Regions from separate parts of the Homo sapiens genome. Here region 2 is linked to region 1. A link is an interaction called in ENCODE POLR2A ChIA-PET data of the cell type or tissue named here. Cell type or tissue: GM12878. All regions are shown on one strand. Links, peaks and the distances in the headings refer to the core of each region. The heading gives the core; the rest is flanking DNA.

Region 1 (12,765 bases), core at 4,093-6,592:
ACGTGTGTGTATATATATTTGCTTCATTAGACGATTTTTCCATTTTCCATGATTGGATTTACATGAAATTTGGAGAAAGATTGAAGAAAAATTACTTTCAGCTTTGTGGAGTACTCTTGATCTCTGAAATGTTTGGGGGCTCTATTTTGCACATGACAGTTAGCAATTCCTCTCAACATGGACTGATGCACAGCTATTTGTTACAAGTAGACATTCCATACGCTGACCTGAGAAACCCTTTTACAGACAGCAGCTTGCTGCTGAGTAACTGGAAGTTTACCAGCAGGTGGTTTCCACCAGGGCCGGAAAATACTGACGGGCCCAGAGCAGAAAGTCCAGGTTATGGAAGGAATGAGAGCAAAGGCTGTGATTGTACGTGCAACTGTCATCTTGCTGGGATTGTGTAATGTCATGAGGCTGGGTTACGTCAATACCAAACTATGTTGCTTTCCTAGGAGGTTTTAAGTCCCTCTCAAGGGAGGTACTCAGGGTATATGCTGCTTCCTGCCTTTCTCCTTCTTCCTGTCTCAGTTATCTTGATTTTTATGTTTATTCTTATATTTACATAAGAACGGAATGTTAAACCCTTAGATAAAACTGTCACCCAATGTTGTGTCATCAGACTTAAGATGAATTGGTGTTGAGTTCTCAGAGTACAGCTCTGTAGTGTGAATCCCTGGTCATTTCGTAGCTAATGCTTAACCTGTTAGCCCCAATTTCCTCTCTTAAAATGGGAACAATGATAGTACCTATCTGATAGGATTGTGAGGATAATCCATTGTAAGTGTCATTATTCTTATCATCATTATCTAGTTGTATACACAGCTTTACTGATTTTTCCCCCCCCTAAATAGATGGCATGATTGTGGGCAATGACTTCATTTTCCTACTTGTAGAAATCAGTTGAAATTCTAGTCTCCCTTTCATTGCTTATTTATGATAGACTTGCTTTCATAGGGTTGCTGGTGATGGCACCAGTTCAAACATTTTAGATGAAGGTTTATAAGAATGTGTATACTGTTCAGATATGGGGTTATAGCTAAAACAATGGGTCCAGTGTTCCATGAATTTAAAGTAAATTTTGTTGTAGATTTTTAGTTGTTGGTTTTCTTTTGAATAACAGCCGTTCACTCTTGCACCACGCCTGAGCAGCTATATTCAGAGAAGGCTGTATCCTCTTATTTTATCCAACAAAGCAGTTTTTCTAATGTGCCTCCTTTTACATTTTCATTGAATTCCATACTTCTGGCTGGGCATAGTGGCTCACGCCTGTAATCCCGACACTTTGGGAGGCCAAGGTGGGGCAGATCACCTGAGGTCAGGAGTTTAAGTCCAGCCTGGCCAACATGGTGAAACCCCATCTCTATTTCCCCCTAAATACCAAAATACAAAAATTAGCTGGGCTTGGTGGTTGGCACCTGTAATCCCAGCTACTCAGGAGGCTTGAGACAGGAGGATCACTTGAACCTGGGAGATGGAGGTTGCAGTGAGCTGAGATCGTGCCATTGCACTCCAGCCTGGGAGACAGAGTGAGACTGCGTCTCAAAAAAAAAAAACTTGTTTCCATACTTGTTAAAATTTTTATTTAGTGCATTCTGTTTCTTAGGCAGTACCAAGAAGCAGTCAGGGCTATATATTGGGAAGATCATTATAGATTTTGGAGTGAGATTGCCTGGCTCAAAAATCCCCTGCACATTAGATGTATATTGTAAAATTAGTTCCTTAACTTCTCTACACCTCAGTTTCCTTATCTGTAGAGCTGGAATAGTAATTTCTCTCTGGAAGGATTGCTGTGATTAAATGAGTTATTGTGTACAGAGCACTAAGAACAATTTCTGAGTCATAGTAGGGGCCCAATAAATAGGAGTGATTACTAAGCTTTCGCTCTTTATTATGGGTGGGCATTGACCCCCCCTTCATTTTTTGTTAGCTAATCATTTTTAAAGCATTTCAGAAAGCCTATGCGAACTGGAGTTATTAGGATTTTTTAGATGTCTTCACGTTTAAATTCTAACACTTCAAAATAACATGTTTAAAAGTTATGCAATCGCAGTTTAACTCCTCAACCCTTCTGCCCTTTAGGCTTGTTAAACAATGATTAAAATGTCATCTCTGAAGGTACCACTGCTTAGAGTTCTTTAAATGTCACAGATCTTTGCATGTCAGATAATTCAGAAAAGCGAGCAGTGTCGCATTACCTCAGTGGTTGGCCACAGGCTATTTCACAGCTTGTAGTCTTTCAGTTCCTGCTTTATTCTTTCTGTATTTTTTACTCTTGTTCTTGCACTTCCAACCTGAAATAGAAAAGTTCATGTTACAAGTGTCTTTAAGGAAGACTGGATTAAGTTCTTCAAGGGCAAGGGTCAAAGCTTAGTCATCTTTGTATCCCAGAGCCTATCCTGCATGCAGGAGGCATTCAGACTGAAGGAAAGTCATTTCCTGATACTTGTCTTAGTCTGTCTGGGCTGCTATAACAAAAATACCAGAGACCGGGTGGCTTATTAACAACGGAAATCTATTTCCTACAGTTCTGGAGGCTGGGAAATCCAAGATCAAGATACTAGCTTCTTTGGTGTTTGAGGAAGGCCTGCTTTCTGGTTCATAGATGGCAGTTTCTCTCTGTGTCCTCACGTGGCTGAAAGGCCTAGGGGTCTTCTTGGGCCTCCTTTATAAGGACACTAATCCCTCATGAATGGGGATTAGTGTCCCTCATGATCCAGTCACCCCTTCTAGTACCACCCCTTCTAATACCATCACCTTTGGGGTTAGAATTTCAATGTATGAATTTGCGCTGGGGTAGGGGACACAAACATTCAGACAGTGATAGTACTGCTGAAGATAAAATGATGGAAAAATTCTCTTAGGTAATTTAGAGAAGTTATTTATTTTTGTTGTTCTGAAAAGGTAGTTAAATTTAGTTATTTTCACTCTTAGTTCCTCAATTTAAGATAATGAATACAGGCATGAGTGTGTTTCCAAAAACAGTAATTCTGAAAAAGTCCAATATATGGATTAGCTTCTCTTACCTGTAAAAATGCATGAGGGAATCATTATATTCATGCTTTTAATAACTTTATTTTGGGGGAGAATAGGATGGGAATACCTTAGAAAATGTTAGGCTATTTAATCCTTAAAGATACATCAACTTTTTCCCAAACTTTGTATTTATTTTTGTGTTATTAACAAATATTTTAGGTTACTCGTTAATTTTATTAATATTTTATGTTTTCTTGCTGTTGGAAATTATAGCGTTTATGTATAGTAATAAATTCTCGGTAAACTCTGTGTCAGACCCAGGAACAAATTATGCTTTAGTAAATGAGGGTTGGGGCGGTGGCTCATGCCTATAATCCCAGCACTTTGGGAGGCCGAGGCGGGCGGATCATGAGGTCAAGAGATTGAGACCATCCTGGCCAACATGGTGAAACCTTGTCTCAACTAAAAATACAAAAATTAGCTGGGCGTGGTGGCACACACCTGTAGTCCCAGCTACTCTGGAGGCTGAGGGAGGAGAATCGCTTGAACCTGGGAGGTGAAGGTTGCAGTGAGCCGAGATCGTGCCACTGCACTCCAGTCTGGTGACAGAGTGAGCCTCCATCTCAAAATAAATAAATAAATAAATAAATAAATAAATAAATAAATAAATAGTAAATGAGGCTCATTCGTGCTTGTCAGTGTTTGCATTGATGTAAAGAAATACTTGAGACTGTGTAGCTTATAAGGAAAAGAGGTTTAATTGGGTCATGGTTCTGCAGGATATATAGGAAGCTTGGTGCTGGGATCTGCTTCTCGTGAGGGCCTCAAAGAACTTACAATTATGACAGAAGACGAAGGGGAGCCAGCGTGTCACATGGCGAGAGGAGGAGTAAGAGAGAGAAGGGAGAGGTCCCAGACTCTTAAACAACCAGATCTCCTGTGCACTGAATGAGAACTCACTCATCACCATGGGGATGGTGCTAGGCCATTCCTGAGGGACCCATCCTCACAATCCAGTCACCTCCCAGCAGGCCCCACCTCCAACGTTGGGAGTCACATCTCAGTGTGAGATTTGGAGGGGACAGAGATCCAAATCATATCATTTACTGAGTTAAATGAAGGTGGCATAATGGTTTTTCTCTACCAGCGGTGTGATTGAAGAGGGCAGGCAGGCGTCGAGCCTGAAGGAGTGCATTCGTGGTGGGATGTGGAAGGAGAAGCAGATATTACAGACATTTAGGAGATAGTCATGACTTGTGACCAGTGAGAACACACTGGATGAATGTTTCCCTAAGGTAGATGAACTACAGTGTCTTAGAAAAATATTTGTCTTGTAACATAATTGAGAGCACTAAACATTTTGTATTCTCTGTCTCTTAATTGGACACACATTAAGAGTAACAAATATGGGTTTAAAAGGCAAACTTTTTTTTTTTTTAAGTGGGTATTTTTTTCCTTTTCCTCAACTTGGGTATTTCCTCTCTGAAGAGGGTTTTCAGTGTCTTGGAAGGTAATTTGCACACTATTTGTGAGGCAAGACTGCTGAGTTAATGGGGAATATGCTTTACTACTTCTTTTTTGGATCCAATCTAAATACGGAGAAAACTGGCCTCAGAATTGCCCACAGAATGGGGGTTTCCTTTATGATTCCTGCTTTTGAGTTCTTTGAATTAGCTTCACATTTCTTGTGTGGTTGGATAGACCCTCCTCCCCCTACCACTTTTTTTTTTTTCTATTTGAAGAGAAAAGATTATTTCCCCCCTAAGTATTCAAGTCTTTTTGTGCCTGAATTAAGGTCGAAGCATTCCATAATTTAAATATAATACCTTTTTGGATGCTTTATATATTGCATTGTGGAGCCAGTTTTAAACACCTGTTTTGTTATCTTTCTAGCTATAGGAGTGTCCACATCTTCACTTTATTTAAAAAGCTCCCGGGTATGTATTAGCAGATTATTATTTCTGTTCCAAATTGATAAGAAGAGGAGGGAGGTGTAGCATCAAGGGAGAAGTCTTTGGGAGTAAAAAAAAGAGTGGAAACTTAAATCAAAATATAAGTCCTTTTCTTGCTCTGTCTTCTAGTGAAAATGTTATTCTGTGTTAGAGAAATGACCAGATGAATTGTGTTTCCTGTTTCGTTTTGCAGTTCTCATTAAAGTGGGTATACGCATACACTTATCTCATGTAAATGTCAAACTGTTTGTTCTTGAAGTGCTGAGTCTTCAACAGTTCTCCTTGGTTGGATTTTGAACATCATTTCAGAATGTCTTATGCTAGATCCAGCAATGTCAGTTTTTGCCTGCTGCACTGTGGTACCTTGTGAATAAAGCAAGTATAAATGGTCCAGATTTATAATGGTTTAAGATTTTTCAACTTTACGATTGTTTCATTGGGACGTAACTCGGTCACAGGTTAAAGAGCATCTGTACTTAGGCAATGCTAGAACTGAGCTTGTGTTCTGTTGAGGAAGAGTAATCTTTGCAGATAGTATAAATTGTCTTTGAGTGTAAACTTGAAATAGGTTTCTTTCTTTTTTTTTTTTTTTTTTTGAGATGGAGTTTCACTCTTGTTGCCCAGGCTGGAGTGCAATGGTGTGATCTCGGCTCACTGCAACCTCCGCCACCCGGGTTTAAGCGATTCTCCTGCCTCAGCCTCCTGAGTAGCTGGGATTACAGGCATGCGCCACCACGCCCCGTTAGTTTTGTACTTTTAGCAGAGAGGAGGTTTCTCCATGTTGGTCAGGCTGATCTTGAGCTCCCATCCTCAGGTGATTTGCCCGCCTCGGCCTCCCAGAGTGCTGGGATTACAGGCGTGAGCCACCGTGCCTGGCGGAAATAGTTTTTTAAAAACATTAATAAAATATATAAAAAAAAGCATGGCACTATCATCCCATGAGTTAGAAATCAAGATCTAGGATTAAATTGGTTAATTTATTCTTAGTTAATAGTCACGACAGTTCTTATTCTGTGAGTCAAGCGCTCACCTGTTGAGTGACATAGTTCTTGAATCATATGCCCAAGGAAAAGGACATGTCTAACATCTCAGAATTTTAAAACTGTGTGTATTAACAGTGGCTTATATCCTTTTGCACATCAGAATTACCTGGGAACTTAAAAAAAAAGTTTAAAAGTTGATATGTAGGCTAGTTGTAGGGAAGTGTCACATTGTCTGAGCCCAGGGGAATTGTCAGATTGTAGGGGAATTGTCAGATTGTAAGGGTTGGGGACTGGGCATGAGTGGTTTTGAAAAGCTCCCGGGCCATTTGAATATGTAGTGAGGTTGAGAAGCTCTGGTTAACGTAACCCTCAGGACAGCTCAAGAAATTCTTGCACTGTGCTTTCCCACGTACATTTCAGTGTACAGGCTGTGTACCTGTGGCTGTTTATCAGGTTCATCTTCTTTAGCAAGTTTGGCAGTTTTGTAAAGTGTCTAAAGATCTTTTATCTTGTATTCTTATACATATTAAGTAAAATCTATGTGGTAGTTGGCTTTACTGAACCTATTAAAATTGCTTTTTAGCTTTGGTTATAAGCTTCTAAGTAATAAACAAGAACCATCAGACAGAAATATGAGTTACTGCTTTCGGCAGAGTACAGATTTACTTTATACTTACTTAGATGTAAACACAATAGTTCACGTATGTTTAACGAAATTCAAAGTTCACCTATGTTTAATGAAATTCAAAGTTGATTGGAACAGGTATGATTATGCAGAGTGGACAGACTTTAAAAAGTGAGATGAGAAGGCCAGGCGTGGTGCCTCACGCCTGTAATCAGCACCGTGGGAGGCCAAGGCAGGGGAATCATTTGAGGTCAGGAGTTTGAGACCAGCCAGGCCAACATAGCAAAACCCTGTCTCTACTGAAAATACAAAAATTAGCCAGGTGTGGTGGTGCATGCCTGTAATCCCAGCTACTCGGGAGGCTTGTGGCAGGAGAATTGCCTAAACCCAGGAGATGGAGGTTGCAGTGAGCTGAGATTGCAACATTGTACTCGAGCCTGGCGACAGAGTGAGACCCTGTCTCCAAACAAAAAAAAAAAAAAAGTGAGGTGAGAAAATAACCATCTTACAACTTGCCACTTTTCAGAAGCTGATAAGCTGCTGTGAGCCCTGTTTTCGCATGCCTTTATGAAATGATTGGACTGGGACTTTTGCTTCCCTCTTTGTTCCCTTCCTAATCTAGCTCGAATGGTGTAGGTCCCTAGGAATCATTTTGTTGCTTGACTTGGGTGGGTGGTCCCTATAGTATATGAATTCAGTATATGACATCTATGTCAGACCCTAAAGATTATCAACAGGTAGTCTCGGTTCTCAAAATGTAGCATAAACCAGAATCACCTGGAGGGCCTGTTAAAACACAGTTGCTGGTTCTACCCCCAGGGTTTCTGATTCAGGTCTGGGGTGGGTGGGGCCAGAAAATTTGTATTTCTGAGATGTTCAGGGTGTTACTGATGTTCTTGGTTCAGGAGTTCTGAGACTCATGGAGGTGGAGATCGTCGGGGTTGGTGACATTTGTAAGAGAAGGGTATTTACAGAAGTTGTACCCTTAAATTAAAAAGAAGGCTCTCAGAATTAAGTCTGGTCACCCAATGGACAAAAGGGAAAAAAATTCCATCTAGATGCAGAAAAATAAGAAAAATTGACTTAAAAGATTATTATTTATAAGCTCAAAGATAGAATTTTTTTCTTTTTGAAAAATTTTTCCTCCCTTTTCTACAGTTTTAATGAATTGAGGTTTGAACCCGGGACTCTAATTTTCAAAGGATTTGTTTGTAGTCTTTCAGTTTCCATCTCCTAATTCAGTTGCTAATTTTATTAAGTTCCTAATTTTATTAGGAACTTGTTTTTCTTCACTGTGCCTCAGTTTCCCCATAATAAGAATAAATATGATTGCCAGAGATATCGTTAGGTTATTTTAAAGTCTAATGAATAATATTATGTAGTATTTGGAGATCATCAAGTTAGGAAACTTATAAAAAATATGAAAAATATTCTAAACATCTAAATAAGGGATGTACTTATTCAAGCAATAAGTACATCCCTTTTTCCCAGTCAACTGGGCCACGGTAAAAGAAGCAGCCAATGTGGAGGGTAAAAAAAATAGTGGGCCAATATGGAAGTTGGCTTCATTTTGTAAAGTACTATACAAAAATGGGAAAATTTTAAAGCATGAAACTGGTGAGAAAGGAAGTGACTCAGAATTCAAAATAGATAGGACTCCACACCAGTAATGATCTGGAACTGAGGAACATTGCCTACAGAAGAGAGAAGCCATGAGAGACAGTTGAGGTGAGTGAATTGGCTCCATAGTAACATGGAAAATGGAATTACACATTTCTTTTTTTTCTCACGTGGACAGAGACTATTGTAGCAATTTAGAACTTCGGGCCCTGTTTAAAAAAATCTATTTCAAGCGTCAAATTATTGATTGCCAGACTGAGTATTATTAGTAATTACAGTTACAGCACTGAGGAGTTTTCTCATAGTGTCTGAGTTCTGCTCCTGTTCAGTGGTTGAGTTCATTGATCATTTTTCTACTCCTCATTGCACCTGTCATGCTGGTATCAGCAATTAACATTCCTCAGAAGCGAATAGAATGCCAGGCTCCATCTCAGATGTAACTCAAGAACAACAGGTGCATTCTACCTATTCTTGGCTATAGACAGAGTAGTTAGAAGGCAAGTAATTAACCATAGAGCAGACTTTGAAGAAAATGAGATTCTTTAGAATTTGAGACAAAGTGCTGAAAAGTAGCTCTGGATAATGTATTTAGGAGACATAGGAAATGGCTCAACAGGAAGGGTGAAATAGCCTTACCAGTCTGGCCTCTTTAAATTTGTTTCAAGCCTGTTTCCCTTCACTGATACAAATCTTACTAACTCTGCACCTTCCACAGACCCTTTGTTATGTGCAGCTGTTTTTGTTTGTTTTTATGAAATTCACTTGAAAAGTCATTGGACTTGAATTTATACAGTAAAAAATCAATTAACTAGATTCTTAAATTTTCTCTTCCACTTTAAATGAAGACACCTAACGGTTTGAAACCTTCTGGCTCTGAGAAGAGGAAGAGGGTCCCCAGATACAGGTTTCAATTCCTTACCATTTAGTCTGGTTCCATTGATCAGGGGTTCAGTTTTCTCACCTTAAAATAAGAGGATTAGAACAGATAATTTCTAAAATTATTTTTACCACCCCTTTTCTCTTTTCTTTCTTTAATTCCTGTGGCGTTCTCTGCAGTTTATATGTCCCTAATTTTTATGAAAATACTTAAAGCTTTACTTAAATAGGTTCAAGTGTGGGCAGATTTCAAGAGCTTAATTATCTAGGATTTTCTACTTGAAAGTGAGATTTTAAATTATCATTGAGACCTTACTTTAGGTCCTACATAAATTTCTCTAAAATTTTATAAGCATATGTTACTCTTGACTAGTAACAACAGGAAAGAAAATTAATCCAGTGTGATTTCTCTTGTTTTAATAATTGCTACTTTAAAAAAGCTTGTGTATACCTTTTGTATGTTGGGTGTTTTTTTTTTTTTTTTTTTTTTTTTTTTTTGAGACAGAGTCTTGCTCTGTCACCCAGGCTGGAGTACAGTGGCATGATCTCAGCTCACTGCAACCTCCGCTTCCCAGGTTCAAGCGATTCTCGAGCCTCAGCCTCTCGAGTAGCTGGGACTTCAGGTGCCCGTCACCGTGCCCAGCTAATTTTTGTATTTTTAGTAGAGACAGGGTTTCACCATATTGGCCAGGCTGGTCTCGAACTCCTGACCTTGTGATCCACCCACCTTGGCCTCCAAAAGTGCTGGGATTACAGGTGTGAGCCACCACGCCCAGCCATGTCGGGTGCTTTCTCTCACTGGTTGTTAAACTTGGCTGCATGTTTGAATAGCTAGAGATTTTTAAAAAATACTGATGCTTGGGCCTCACCTTCAGAGATTTAGATACAATTATTGGGTCCCAGAATATTTTTAAAGATAGTATTGTCATAAGTATTTAGTTTACGTTGCACTTCAAAAAAAATTGTAGATTTAACTTTTATGTCTAATATTTAAGGTTTTGAATTATTTGTGAATGAAAAAACTCTAAAACAGAGAAGTGGTACCTTTTCATTTTAGGTGTACTGCCTCAGCTAAAGGATGTGTGTGTGTCTTGACTCCCCATCCCCCATGCGTACACCTCTTATCTGCTGAGCTAGATGGGATGGCCTTTCTGCTTGTCTCTCATCTATGGGGCATTACACATAGTTGTCCTTTTCCAGTTGGTTTTTTAGGATTATTTGGTGTCATTTTGTCAAATCTATGCCATTGGTTTTTAAATGCATCATTCTTTTTTTTTAAATGTCTCTACAAAAGAGATAACACCACCGATTAAGTTGACTTCCTTTTTCAGGAGATGTGAAAATGTGAAAAAGGTACTTGGAATCGGTGAAATATGCTTATAATTTTTTATTTAAAAAAAGTTTGTGGGTACATAGTAAGTGTATATATTTATGGGGTACCTGAGATGTTTTGATACAGGCATGCAATGTGAAATAAGCACATCATCGAGAATGGGGTGTCCATCCGCTCAAGTGTTTATCCTTCAAGTTTCAAATAATCCATAAAATACACTACTCTTTATTTTTCTCATCTAGGTATTTTTTAAAAAATAACAAATCTACATAGGTTTTTTTTCTAAGTTTGTGTTTGCATAATCATTTTGTGTGTATGAAAAAATTGAGATAGCTTTCTATTCAATCTCCTTAGTTGTAGAAATATGACTAATTTGTTTAAACATCATTGCTTCTAAATATGCCCTGGAGGACTTACATACAAGTCATAATCTTGTGATATTCTTTGTTAGTTTGTCTCATTATGCGGAAAGCCTTATTTATTTTTTGTGTGTGCATATGTATGCATATTTGTGTGTACTCATACAGACACACACACTCTGTATGTGTGAGTGTATATTTGCCAGTGCTACCACTTCCGTGTGTTCTGCTTTGTCTAACCTTTTGGTAAAGTCTACACTTTGGGTTTTAAATAATTTTAAGGTTTCCATTGTTCACGTGTTTGCTGTTGTAGCATTATCCTATTAAAAACTACATAACCCAGTTCAGCAATCTAAATGTGCTTCTAACTTTATATGGAAACTATTTAGCTTTCTTTACTTACCGTCTCCCCGACTCCACTCCCCACTCCCCCAACCTCTTTTTTTTTCCTACAGTGTTAACCAAGAGAGATATATTACCTTTGGATCTAGCCCATCTACCTCTAGATACTTCACTTGCATAATAACTAATTTAAATTTATTCCAGATGTACAAGAAGTATTTGAGATTTGGTAGTTTTAATTTTGGAAATGCTTTTAAAATGTTATCCTAGATTAGTAGGTGATTTTTCTTCCATGAAAATGTATATTTATTTAAAACCTGCGGTAGCTAATTAAACTTGAAATACCCTAAGTCCTCATGTAATGTTGTGGATAGGTTCTTGGAAACTGTAAGTGAAACATATAACAGGTCCTTGAGTTGCGTTGTTTCCTTCGATGTGGATTTGTTACAGCATTGATGAGGGGAAAAACGGTTATGCGTTATTTCACTCAAAGTTGCAGCTTCCAGGAACCTGTGGATGACGTTATGTGAGGGCTTACTGTATTTCTCTGGTTTTCAGTAAGTTAAAAGGTAGCAGAATCTAATATTTTCATTCTCCCCATCAGTAGAGGAGCTGGTGATATCCACTTGTGGATACTCAGTCCCTGTCTGATCACCAGGTTTGATGAATTGGCCGCTCACTTTAGAGGGTCTGTCAGGCTTCTTCATGTTCACAAATGACTGGAAATAAAAAGGAATACCTTTTACATCACCAACTCTCTAAGTACCTATATAACATTTCGGTTTGTTTTGGCTGCCAATTCCTCTTCACAAAAATCGCTGGTTTTGCAGCCATAGGTGGCCTCCTGGCTCTGTGTGGTTTTCTCCCTTTACTGGCTCACTCTTCATGCCCATATTGCTGTAGACCTCTCTTAGAAGCCTCACCCCTTCACTCCCCACTCCTTTTGCATTTGGGTTTCTGTGTGTATGTATGGGGTACTTAACGCCTTCTAAGTAGTAGCGCAGTGCCTGGCAAAATTGTCAGAATCAGGATCAGAATCAGACTGCCTTTGCTGTGTTTCCACGGGTGTGTTGCATTGCTTCCTGTCCGTTCTCCATCCATTGCCCATTCTCCGTACCCTTCATGTCCTCAACTACTCCCTGTCTTCACCTCCTGTTTCCTGTTTTTTCTCCTGTTTCTGCCACTCACATTCTCCATGGGAAGGGCTTTTTTTTTTTTTTTTCTTCAAACCTGGTATTTTTGGAGAGAAGGTTTTGACATTGGGGCTGTCTTTTAAGAGCCCTTCCCCTGATAGCAGAGGGGAACGTGCTCAACTTACAAAGTTTCTGAAAAAAATCACACTTCTTCTTTTCACGGGACCCCTGTTTGAAATTTGCAACAAATTAAATGCTTAGGAATCCAGGTGCCTAGGAGCCCTGCTATTTCAGCTCTTTCCCCTTAATCATGTTGGTTTACATGAGGATTGATTTTGGACTCACTGGGCCAGCTACGTGAAATGTGGTATTGTCATTGTCTCTTTGCACAGAACAATTCATTTGCTGCTTGTCGTGAATCCATCCTGTGAGGTATTATGATGACATCTGGCATGGCTTCTTTGTTTACTGTGTTTACCGTATGTGTTTAGAAGGAAAAAGGCCTGTAGTGACCACTTTTCTGTGTCGGCCCCTGGGTCAGGTTTTCCATCCTGACTCATGGGTGT
Region 2 (12,765 bases), core at 4,669-7,168, 400 kb after region 1:
CCAGCTTGTTTTTGTATTTTTAGTAGAGACAAGTTTCACCGTGTAGGCCAGGCTGGTCTCGAACTTCTGACCTCAAGTAACCCGCCCGCCTCAGCCTTCCAAAGTGCTGGGATTACATGTGTGAGCCACTGTGCCTGGCCAGGATCCTTTCTAAACTTGTTGAATTTTGGCCAAGTGTGGTGACTCACTCCTCTAATTCCAGCACTTTGCGAGGCAGAGGCGGGCGGATCACCTGAGGTCACGAATTCCAGACCAGCCTGGCCAACATGGTGAAATCCTGTCTCTACTAAAAATACAAAAATTAGCTGGATGTGGTGGTGCACACATGTAATCCCAGCTACTTGGAGGGCTGAAGCAGGAGGATCACTTGAACCGGGGAGGCAGGGGTTGCAGTGAGCTAAGATCACGCCACTACACTTCAGCCTGGGCAACAGAGCGAGACTCTGTCTCAAAAAAATAAAAATAAAAATAAATAAACTTACTGAGTTTAATTTTAGAGCTTGGCTAAATGACAAAGGAAGAGGATAAAGGAAAGGAACAAAGAAAGACCAGGCCATAGCTTTAATCTCTGTGATCAGACAGCAGTGTTGTGGCAGGGTGTTGGAGAGGGGAGGAACTTGGTATTAATAATATTTGTAATCTGCAATTTTCCCCCAAAATGTCTTTGGTTGATTATTTCATTTAAGGTAACATTTTGACTTCAAAATAGTTTACATCAACAGTATTTGTCAGTCTAGATTTAATCAACAGTTTTAAATAATTGGCTGGATTCTCAACCTTGGATCTTTTCCTAGAAAAATGTTTCCTTCCACATAGTGAACCTGATTTTGAAAAAAAGATATGGGAGATTATTTCTCCAGATAAGAGAGTCTTCTGGGAATCAAGTGTTTTTCCATAATATTATGTGAAATAACTAGGTAAGACATCTGAGTAGAATATAAGGAGTGAGAGTTACAGAATATAAGAAGGCAGAGTTCCTTGCTGGGCTAGAACTGTGCTGACAGCTCTCTGGTATAATTTATTAGCTCCTTTTAGTAACAAACAAATTATCACTGGAAGCATACCTGTGTGCTACATATTATAAATAACTAATACTTTTGAATGCTCACTAAGTGCCAGGCACTCTTCTAAGCCTTGTATGAGTATTATAACTTTTTATGTGACAGCAACCCCATGAGGTCACATTACCCTCATTTTTATTGGTGAAAAAAAGTAATGTAATTGTCCTATGACATTAAACTACAAATTGGTGGCCTGAGAGTTTCAAGCAGTGTGACCCCAGAACCCATAATACTCGAGGTGGGTCCATGGTCCAGCAGTCTCTGCTGCACCTGGGAGCCTGTTATAAATGCAGGTTCTCAGGGCCCACAGATCTCCTGGGTCAGCATCTGCATTTTGTTTTATGTATTTATGTATTTATTATTATTATTATTATTATTATTTTGAGACTGAGTCTCGCTCTGTCACCCAGGCTGAAGTGCAGTGGTGCGATCTCAGCTCATTGCAATCTCCGCCTCCTGGGTTCAAGCGATTCTCCTGCCTCAGCCTCCCGAGTAGCCGGGACTACACCTGAGTGCCACCACGCCAGGCTAATTTTTGTATTTTTTAGTACAGACAGGGTTTCACCATGTTGGCCAGGCTGGTCTCGAATTCCTGACCTCAGGTGGTCTGACTGCCTCGGCCTCCCAAAGTGCTGAGATTACAGGCATGAGCCACTGCCTCTGATCAGCATTTGTATTTTAATAAGATTTCAGGGGATTCACCTGCACAGTAAAGGTTGAGAAGCTCTGGTGCACTCTCTCCCTTTCTGACTGCATGAACCTGGGCAAGGCATTTAACTTCTCTAAACCTCAGGTTCTTGTCTCTGTAAAACAGGGATAATAATGCAGACTTAGAGATTTGTTGTGATGATAACATGAAACTACGTTGTGAAGAATGCGGTACTTAGAGACTACTTGATGGCTGCCCAATGTAATGGTGCTTACACATCACCCAGACTTCAAAAATATTCAATGATAGTATCCAGAGAACTTGAAAACATTCCTACCCCAAAGACACTTTCCACTGCTGAACAGTTGAGTGACTTAATGTTTGCAGAGACTCTTTCTTTTTTAACGTTTGAATATTCAGTAGCAACTTCTGGCTCCAAGTTTAATGCCTTTCTACTATATTGAGTTTCTTATTTTGTTCCTTTTAAAATTGCTTTTTTCCCCCATAGTATTTTGTTTATTACTGAAGGAAAAAAAATCAGCAGGAAGTTCAATGTGGCTTCAATAAGGCCAGGTACTTAGCTTTTAACATTCCTACCACACTCCAAAAGTCATTACTACAAATTACCGGTTGAATCTATCCTGAGGAAAAACAAAACTAGAAAAAATAATTTAAACATTCTTCCAAACCACACATTTATGAGTATTACCATATTTCAGATGCTTGAAAGGCATTAATTCTCCATTAAGGGAAAAGCATTTTGCTATTGGCAACATTAAAAACTCAGCTTTAAAATTTGAAAGCTCTACTGTTTTGGATTCACAGTTGAGCAGTATTTTTGTCCTTATAATAACAACTGCAAAGTGCTTTATACTCACCTTCTTTCAAGTAAATCTACAGAAAATCCGATTGTTTCCAACGTTTGTAATGCAAAATTATTTTTGTACTTATAAAATACATCATGCCTATAGAAGATAATATAAAACATATATATGTATAATAAAGTGATAATTATAAAGCCATGAAACTAACACCTAGGTTGTAATTAGAACCTTGGTATATTACAAGACCTTGGTGTAGTACAAGGTCTATTACCTTTGTCCAGTCACTTGGACACTCCCTGTGTGCCCATTGCCCCCAGAGTGAATTGCTATCTTGACTTTTATTGTGATATTTAATTTCTTGCTTTTTAAAAAATAGTTTTACCAACTGAATTCTGTGTAAATAGAATCATATGATAAATATTCTTTTATGACTTGCTTCTTTCACTCAATTTTATTATTCATACAATTCATTCATGTTGATGTATAACGCTGTAGTTTGTTATAATTTTCACTGCTCTTCTATACTCCATTGTAGAAGTATTCCACCATTAATCCACTCAACTGTTAATGGGCTTTTAGGAAGTTTCTCAATTTTTGAATAGTCGGTATTGTCGTGAACATTCTTATATATGTCTCCTGATGCACATAAACATTTACCTGGGTTGTAGATTTTGTTCATGTCATTTTACTGGGAAAAGTTTCCACAAGCTAGCACCAATTTGTCATCTTTCCAGCAGTAAAAGAGTTCTTGTGGCACTGCATACTCATTTGGTATTGTAGGAGTGTTTTGCCAGCTGGTAGTGTATAAGAGGATGTCACTGTGGCTTTAATTTGCATTTCCTCATAATGGGGCTTTAATTTGCATTTCCTTATAATATTCAACCTAATTATATTTTTAATATGTAATTGTTTCTTGATATGTAATTATTTAATTAGGGTTCCATCTTCCTGGCAGTAACTGTTCAAAAAATTTTTTTAATGCTTTTTTCTATCATATTGTTTTGCTGTTACCAAATGTGGGAATTCTTTTTTTGTTGTTGTCGTTTGTTTTTTTGAGACAGAGTCTTGCTCTGTTGCCCAGGCTGGAGTGCAGTGGCGTGATCTCAGCTCACTGGAACCTCTGCCTCCCAGGTTCAAGCAATTCTCCTGCCTCAGCCTCCTGAGTAGCTGGGATTATAGGCACACGCCTGGCCAATTTGTGGAAATTCTTCAGGTAGTCTAGATACTTGTCCTTTGCTGCTTATGTGTGTTGCAAATAATCGAGTGCTTTGTGGATTTTCTTTGCACTCATTTAGTGGTTTGTTTTAATAAGCAGAAATTGTTAATTTTAATATAATAAAATGTATTAGCTGGGAGCGGTGGCTCATGCCTGTAATCCCAGCACTTTGGGAGGCCAAGGTGGGCAGATCACGAGGTCAGGAGATCGAGACCATCCTGGCTAACACGGTGAAACCCCGTCTCTACTAAAAATACAAAAAATTAGCCGGGCGTGGTGGCGGGCACCTGTAGTCCCAGCTACTTGGGAGGCTGAGGCAGGAGAATGGTGTGAACCCAGGAGGTGGAGCTTGCAGTGAGCTGAGATCGCACCACTGCACTCCAGCCTGGGCAACAGAGCGAGACTCCAACTCAAAAATAAATAAATAAATAAATAAATAAATAAATAAATAAATAAATAAAAACAAAAAGCCTTCTTGCCACCTTCTTCAAGAAAATCTTGGCTATTCTTGTCCTTTTGCTTTCTTACCTTCAAAATTAAGAGTTGTTACTACGTAAGTCTGTGGTTCTCTCCAGCTCTGAAAGGTTTATTCTATTCTATAGCAGAGCATGTTGTATAATCACGTGGTTGCTTTTCTTGATGATTCCATTGGGTCTAACAATTATTTTACCAAATTATATTAATACTTGGAAATAATTCTTCGTGGTTCTAGGGTTATTACATTAATACTTTTCTCTCTTTTTAGGATTTTTTGCTTTTAGCCTTTACCACCATTTTAGGGTAATGGCATTGTTGCTATATGAGTATTTTGTTTTTGGTATTTATTTATTTATTTATTTTGAGATGGAGTTTTGATTTTTTTGCCCAGGCTGGAGTGCAATGGTGTGATATCGGCTCACTGCAACCTCTGCCTCCTGGGCAGTTCTCCTGCCTCAGCCTCCCAAGTAGCTGGGACCTCAGGCACATGCCACCAAGCCTGGTTAATTTTGTAATTTTAGTGGAGACGGTGTTTCACCATATTACTCAGGCTGGTCTCAAACTCCTGACCTCAGGTAATGCACCCACCTCGGCCTCCCAAAGTGCTGGGATTACAGGCATGAGCCATCATGCCTGGCCGATATAGAAATATTTTTAAAGTATTACATGTGCCCAGCAGTTGTCTGGGGTTTAAAGGAGATGGAAAGAAGCATAAGCCAATGTTTATGATCTGGAAGAACACGTTTGAGCTGGGGAGACATAACAATGAGTCAGTTCTACCTCTGGCTACCTGTGGATTTAGTAGGCTAATTGCCAGGACTTCGGTTTTGTTTTGTTTTCATATTTAAAAATGAAGGGCTTATATGAGATTAGTGCAAGGTCCCTTTAGTTCTAATATTTTTTGCATTGCTGACTTAGTCTGTTGGGGTTTCTACAACAAAATATCTTAAACTGGGTGGTTTATAAACCACAGAAATTTACTTCTCACAGTTCCAGGGCCTGGAAAGTTTAAGATCAAGGCAGACTTGGTGTCTGTGAGGGCTAGCTTTCCTGGTTCAAAGACAGCATCTTCTTGCTGTGTCTTTGCATGGTGGAAGAGGTGAAAAGAGGTGACAAGAGGTGAATGAGCTCCCTTGGGCCTATTTTAGAAGGGCACTAATCCCATTCACAGGAGCTTGGCCATCATGATCCAGTCACCCTCCAAAAGATCCCACCTCTTACTACCATCAGCTGGGAGGTTGGGACTTCAATGTAGGAACTGAGGGGTCAGGGTAGGGCAGACCATAGCAAATGGCCACACAACAGGTCTTTCTAGTCCCTGACCATGAGAAGGCAGTCAAAACACAGAGAATCTACAAGGTGATTTATTCATGTCATAGTAACAAAGGAAGAAAAAACTTGGAAGGAAAGATTTTTTTTTTTAAAGAAATATTTTGATGGGTGAAAGAGGAAGTCCCAAAACATAGCTGCAAAGAGGAAATATAAGTTTGTGTTTCATTTTTCTCCTGTTGAAATCAGTTTCTATTGTGAAGTTTCATTTTCCTATTTCTTTTTTAGGTAGTAGAACCTGGACTCTTGCCATAGTAATCTGTTTTCTATTTTGTATAACATCTGAATGTTAGATTTGGTTACAAAATAACTGTGTGAAAATAATGAGAGACCAGTGATCTTTGGGAACTTTTTTTTTTTTTTTTTTTTTTTTTTAGGACGGAGTCTCTCTCTCTTGCCCAGGTTGGAGTGCAGTGGCCTGATCTTGGCTCACTGCAACCTCCACTTCCTGGGTACAAGTGATTCTCCTGCCTCAGCCTCCTGAGTAGCTGGGATTATAGGTGCCTGCCATCACACCCGGCTAATTTTTCTATTTTTAGTAGAGACGAGGTTTCTCCATGTTTGCCAGGCTGGTCTTGAACTCCTGACCTCAGGTGGTCTGCCTGCCCCGGCCTCCCAAAGTGCTGGGATTACAGGCATGAGCCACTGCTCCCGGCCCTTGCACATTTTGACTCTCAGTGAAGAGTAATGAAAGGGAACTTGTTTCCAGAGGTGAAGGCTACAGGCCAAATGTTGCCTTGCCCTAAAGAGGTGATATAACTTTCCTAGGATCACTTGACTAGTTAGAGATAAAACTATGACTAGAATTCTGGTTTCCAGACTCTGAATTGGCTATTCTCCCATACAGAAGTGTATAGATGTAGCATTTGAGGGAAGGCTCTGTGGGAGAGGAGATCTACTCTCTCCTAAATGATGAAATGATTTTATTTATGTATTTATTTATTTATTTATTATTTATTTAGAGACAGAGTCTGTCACCAGGCTAGAGTGCAGTGGCGCAATCTCAGCTCACTGCAACCTCTGCTTCCTAGGTTCAAGGAATTCTCCTGCCTCAGCCTCCCGAGTAGCTGGGATTACAGGCATGTGCCACCATGCCCAGCTAATTTTTTGTATTTTTAGTAGAGACAGGGTTTCATCATGTCAGCCAGGATGATCTCCATCTCCTGACCTTGTGATCCGCCCACCTCGGTCTTCCAAAGTGCTGGGATTACAGACGTGAGCCACCGCACCCTGCTGATTAAATGATTTTAAAGTGATGATTCCAAATGCAGATAGCATTATCCTAGGATTGGGAAGAGGAAGAACTTGCCTTTCAGGATGCCATAGAAGTAAATATGCAAAGGTACAACACGCAAAAGCATTGTCTTAAGACTGTCTGGACTTCAAGGCTAATAAATATTTTCAGGAGATAGACCGTATGCCCGTATGTCAAAAAATATGCTTGATTTATATTAATACCTGTTATAGACTAAATTGTGTTTCTCCTCAATTCATATGTTGAAGCCCTAACCCCCAGTATCTCAGAATGTGACTGTATTTGGAGATAGGGTCTTTAAAGAGGTAATTAAGGTCAGATAAAGTCATAAGGATGGGCCCTAATCCAATATGACTAGCATTCTTATAAGAAGAGGAAGAGACACCAAGGGCATGTACAGAAAATAGGCCATGGGAGGACAGAGCAAGAAGCCGGCCGTCTGCAAGCTAGGAAGAGAGGCCTCACCAGAAACCAACCCTGCCAGCACCTTGATCTTGGACTTCTAGCCTTCAGAACTGTGAGAAAATACATTTTTATTATTGAAGTCTGTCATGGCAGTCTGTTAGGGCAGCCCTAGCAAACTAATACAATACCTCTTGAATCTCTTTTTCTGAAAATGCCTCATTATTTTTCTGGATGTTTTATTGTCTACACTCAATAAAAATATTCTGTCTGAAGGCTCTTGTGCCTACTGAGCAAAGCACGATTTCCTTAACCTGAGCACTTTTGGCTCCAGCTTCTGGCTTTCCTGAGATTGACCCCTCAACCAAACTCTTCCTTCGAGAGCAGAGCCTCTTACCCTTTGCCCCTCCGTGCCCCACTAGGATTCCTCTCAGGAGTGCAGTGAATACAGAAAAAGTGGGGTAACCCAGACTGTATCCTCTCTGAGATACAGGAGGATAATTATTTTCAAGTTTTGACACATAACCTGTTATTAACTAAACAAACGTCAAGAGTATTTTGGCTAGAACATCATGCAGTCAAGGTAAAAAGTAGATGTTGATTTGGAAAATATGAGCAAGGCACATACTTATTTTCTTAGAATTAAATTAATGATTCTTCTTTTTTTCTTCCTTTCTTTTTTAATGCAGAGAGCTCTGGATTATCATTAGGGGCATTTGCCCGAAGTTATCTTGTTTAAATGTTTACACAGCTCAACTGCTTCAGATAATATTTATGATGAGTAAGCATGGTCTAATTTCACTAAATCAGCAGTTTATAAAATGCATCTCTGGGTTTTTCTGTGTGTATTTGTGTGTGTGTGTGTGTGTGTGTGTGTGTGTGTAAAGAAAAAGGGTTCTCCAGGAGGCAGAGGTTGCAGTGAGCTTAGATCATGTCACTGCATTCCAGCCTGGGCAACAGAGCCAGACTCCGTTTCAAAAAAAAAAGGATTCTGTGGTGAAGAAAATTAAGCAGTTCTTTGCCTCTTCACTCAACCCAAGGCACTTATTTTTATTTATTTACTTTTCTTGTTTTTGAGACAGAGTTTCGCTCTTGTTGCCCAGGCTGGAGTGCAATGGCGCAACCTCAGCTCACTGCAACCTCTGCCTCCGGGTTCAAGCTATTCTCCTGCCTCAGCCTCCCAAGTAGCTGAGATTACAGGCATGTGCCACCATGCCTGGCTAAGTTTGTATTTTTAGTAGAGACCGGGTTTCTTTATGTTGGTCAGGCTGGTCTCAAACTCCCGACCTTAGGTGATTCGCTCGCCTCAGCCTCCCAAAGTGCTGGGATTACAGGCGTGAGCCACTGCGCCCGGCCTTCTTGTTACGTTTTATGGCATACATTATGTGCCTGGCACTGTGCTAAGTGCTTTTTATGCATTCTATCATTTAATTCTCGCATTATGATGGTGAGGTATGTGCTAATCTATTTTATGTATCGGAAACTTAGAAACAGGAAAGTTAAATGATGGTCCTAATTAATGGCTTACGGTTGAGCTAGGATTTGAACACAGGTCTCCCAGAGGCATTTAACCACTAGCAGCGCTGCCTCACAGTCTTTAATGGCTAATATGCATGTGAATTTTCAAGAATAAGATGTTTAATTCAGCATTTCTCAAACCATTTAACACAATTTTACTTTTTTTTTTTCTGAGTCCTAGATTATTTTGAGACACTTGCTTTTCACAAATCGCACCCTGGGAATCCTTAGAAACGGCACAAAAATGGCCCAAATATATCAGTTTTAATTGGTGAAAAGGATCTTTTTACAGGAGTACAATTAAAATGCCGCCAGAGACATCGAACTCCTTGAAATTAAGATGAAAATATTTTTATATAAAATATTTAATAGTGACTGTTTGGGATCCCCTAGAAGCAGACTCTGAGATGGGGATTCCTGTGCAAGTGATTTATTGAGGGGGTCGCTCTAAGGAGCAGGGAGAAAGCTAAGCAAGGATGAGGCCTCAGCTGGAGCCTAGCTTCAGCCCCATCCCCTGGGCAGCTCTGGAGCATGAATTGCACCTTATTGTTTATTGCACACTGGGGCTGGCTCTTGCACTACTAGGTTAGTCAGTCATTCCTGCTCCTGTGGGTGGCAAGGTTGGGGGTGGAGGGAGGGCATAAATTCTTGAGGTAGTTCTTGCTGCTCAAAGACAGTTCTCTGGAGAAGGAGCAGCCACACAACAGCTGGGTCATGACTCAGACCTGCTCAGTAGGCGGTATCTGTGTGAGGCATCAGTAGCACCCACTGTATCCTCCTCGTGTACTGGTCAGATCTACTTGCTTCTTACACTAAGTTCTCTCTATCTAGGCATATATTCTTCAGGGTTCCTGTTAGGCCCAGTTTCTGGGGACGTTTATAAGAAAAGATTTGGCGGGATGAATTATAGTCCCTGCCGCTGAAGTTGGTCCTGGGGTGGGAACTGATGCTCAATCCTCCTCCTCCTCCCCCACCTCTTCATTTTCCTCCTCTTCTTCCACTTGTTTTAGATTACTATGTGTATTTATACTGGTCTACTTAACTTGCCTAGTTCAGTCACCCAGGCCTTCATCTGTGAAGTGGTCTGAGCCGCTGGTTACCATGACCTAAACAGGCTGTGGTTGCTGTGTTTGCCCATCTACAGCTAAAACTGAGTATGGGAGTGCTAATAGATGCCCCAGTGGATCACCTGAGAGCCTAATATTTTCCTCTCTACCCCATTACATAGTATCAGATCTACCTTCTCATGATCATCAGATGCAGTTAGTCCTAATAGTATGCTGACTCTTTTTTGTGCCTGTTGGTGTATTGGCACAAGCAACCTAAAATCACCAGGGGACAGCTCTAGCTTTAAATATAATGATGTTTTACTGTGTGCACAGTATAATTGACAACCTTTTGGGAACCAGAATATTCAGATCCACAGAGACTAAAGTTGCAGGGATAGGAAGTATAAATGCCCCAAAGGGTCATTGAAAGTGATGTTAAGTGGGGCTTCTCCTACCTCTGCCTGTTGTTTCCCGGACTCTGTACTCTACCTATTGAGTTCAGCATCATACACTGGCCATTGGTTTGAGGCAGTACTGCACCTTGAAGTCTAGTGCCCATCATCATGTGGTGTTACCTCCAAGCTGGTGCCACAGCTGCAACTTCACTTTCACTCTGGTAGTGGTCAGCATCTTGCGGATGGTGCAGTATGTGATAGGGTTGGTGGATCTCACTGCCATGTTTCCACCAATTCATCTCCTGGGCCATAGCAAGGGTCCCTTGGTCTGAGGCAATATTATATGTGATCCCAGTTTGGTAGATGAGCCTTTGGGTGGTGGGCTGACTGAGATACTATAGGCAAGAAAGGCAAATCATTACCCAGTCAGGAAGAAACATTGCCCTTTCTAAAGTTGAAGGGATCTGATCTAATCAAATTGTGACCAAGTGGCTGGTGGGCCTGTTTGAGGAATGGTGCCATGCCAAGGGCTCAGCATTCATCTCTGTGCTGACAGGCTGGACATTCAGCAGCAGTGGGCTTTGACAAAAGAGAGCCCATGCAACTGAGCACATGCATAGCCTCCCTCTCTGTCACCATGGCTACTCCATTCTGAGCCCATTGCACAAGCACTGGGGTGGCTGAGGCCACTGCTGGTGGACATTTGCAGGCTGAGCCCTCCTATCCACATGCTTATTTAGTGCCCCTTCTGTGAGGGGTGCTCTCTGGGGGTGGGGAGGTATTAACACATGACAGAAAAATCCTCATCCTCCCTCGGATCCATCCACATGCGTCTTCTCTGGACCTCTTTAATCTTGACTTTACAATCTTGCTTCTTCCAGGTTCCCTGTAACCAGCTAAGCCACTTGATATTCCCAGGCAGTCAGTGCATATCCTTAATTCACACCACCTTTGTTTTCACACAAAGTTCATGATCACGTGCAGTACTGGAGCTCTGCCCATCGGGAGGATGTTCTCTCTCCAGTATCTTTCTAATACTCTGATGATCCAGACACCACACCTTGGCCTGTGTTTTTAAAATTGTGTTAAATCAGACAATATTATTTTACAAAAGTAAAGCTATGGTCTTTGTTTCATCATCAACACTGTTCATAATGAATATTTGACATTTTGGTTGCCCACCATCCAAACACCCTTCTTAATTGAGGGGATTTCCAACATTAGTGAGAGGTCAGTCTTAACTCCTGCTACAGAAGCCAAGAAAGATGGATATTACATTGCCTCTGCCCCTAACAGCTAGAGTGGCTGAGCAGATGCCCCTACCAGTTCTGGACTCTTAAGATAGACTCAGTCAGCTATCAGTCACTGTAGCTGCAACCACAGAAGCAAGATCTCCTTGCTCAGAGCTGGAAGAGTTCTTCAGTACAGCAACAGTGAGAACAGAGTTGGCTGGCAGTAGGTAAGCATGGTGACAGCAGTAATGATGATGTCCTGCTAGGCCATTCCTGTGACAAGGGCTCAGTTCTTGTATTTGTTAGTCAGTTCTTGCATTGCTACAAAGAAATACCTGAAGCTGGGTAATTTATAAAGAAAAGAGGTTTAATTGGCTCATGGTTCTGCACTCTGCTCATGAAACAGAGTGCCAGAATCCACCTCTAGTGAGGGCCTCAGGAAGCTTACAATCATGGCGGAAGGTGAAGAGGACACCAGCAAATCACAGGGCGAGAGCAGGAGCAAGAGAGAGAAGGGGGATGTGCCACGTTCTTTTAAACAACCAGATCTCACCTGAACTCAGAGCAAGAACTCACTCATCGCTAAGGGGAAGGTGCTAAGCCATTCATGAGGGATCCACCCCCATGATTCCATCCCTCCCTCCAGGCCCCACCTCCAGCACTAGGGTTATGTTTCAGCATGAGATTTGAAGGAGACAAACGTCCAAACCATATCAGCCCTCCTGGGCCTCCATTGCATCCTGCTGAGTCCGGATCTCTGGTTTTCTTTCCAATTCTGTCAGCAGCCCAAGGCTCTTGCAATAATTCCTTCTCTTATTAAGTTATCTGGAGTCAGTTTCCACTTTTGCAACCCAGAACTCAGGCTAATATATACCCTTTTGTTAGCATTAATCAAACATGTGGCATGGTACATAGTGCAAGGTAACAGACGCAGAAAGATATAAACCATGGCCCCTAGAAAGACCAATACCAGGCTAATAGAGAGTAAGCCGAGCGTCAAACGAATCCATGTGACAAGCATTCACATAACCTGAGCGGTTAGGTAAGGGCCCCACTGAGAAAGAGAGAGGGACTTGAACTATGTCCCAGGTAGCTGATTTCCACAGTTACAGAGGTTACTAAACAACCCTGGCACCTTATTTACCTCCATTATCTTTTGTTTGTGAGCTCCATGGACCAAGTCCATCTAGGGTGAACTACTAGATCTCATTCTGTCAGTCTCCTGCCTTTCTTTCTCCTGCTATGAAACAGTTTGAAAAAGAGAAATAATCGTATCTGTACAGGCATTCAGCAGTCCAGTCAAAATGTTCTTGTTTTCTTCTTTTCCAGAATAATATTTTCTTTATCAGACAGGACAA

Evidence for each region. Peaks named below come from ENCODE experiments on the same cell type or tissue, not always from the same donor. Only the 100,000 strongest peaks of a DNase experiment are listed, where the experiment ranks them.
Region 2: POLR2A ChIA-PET joins it to region 1 with 5 read pairs; 2 of 35 experiments call an interaction of 5 or more read pairs at or near these places.

What each region holds. Positions count from the first base shown.
Region 1 is chr3:172,140,307-172,153,071 of GRCh38, forward strand. All of the region lies in intron 3 of FNDC3B (fibronectin type III domain containing 3B), which reads left to right. Among named protein-coding and RNA genes, the nearest start is that of FNDC3B, 110 kb to the left of the region's middle. RefSeq lists enhancers at 209-1,032, 2,221-2,270. In GM12878, for the core only: no CTCF peak of the experiment used is centred there; DNase peaks (open chromatin) are centred at 5,145 and 6,299; H3K27ac peaks cover 2,500 bases.
Region 2 is chr3:172,541,280-172,554,044 of GRCh38, forward strand. No RefSeq gene overlaps it. Among named protein-coding and RNA genes, the nearest start is that of TNFSF10, 24 kb to the left of the region's middle. RefSeq lists a silencer at 20-314. In GM12878, for the core only: no CTCF peak of the experiment used is centred there; no DNase peak of the experiment used is centred there.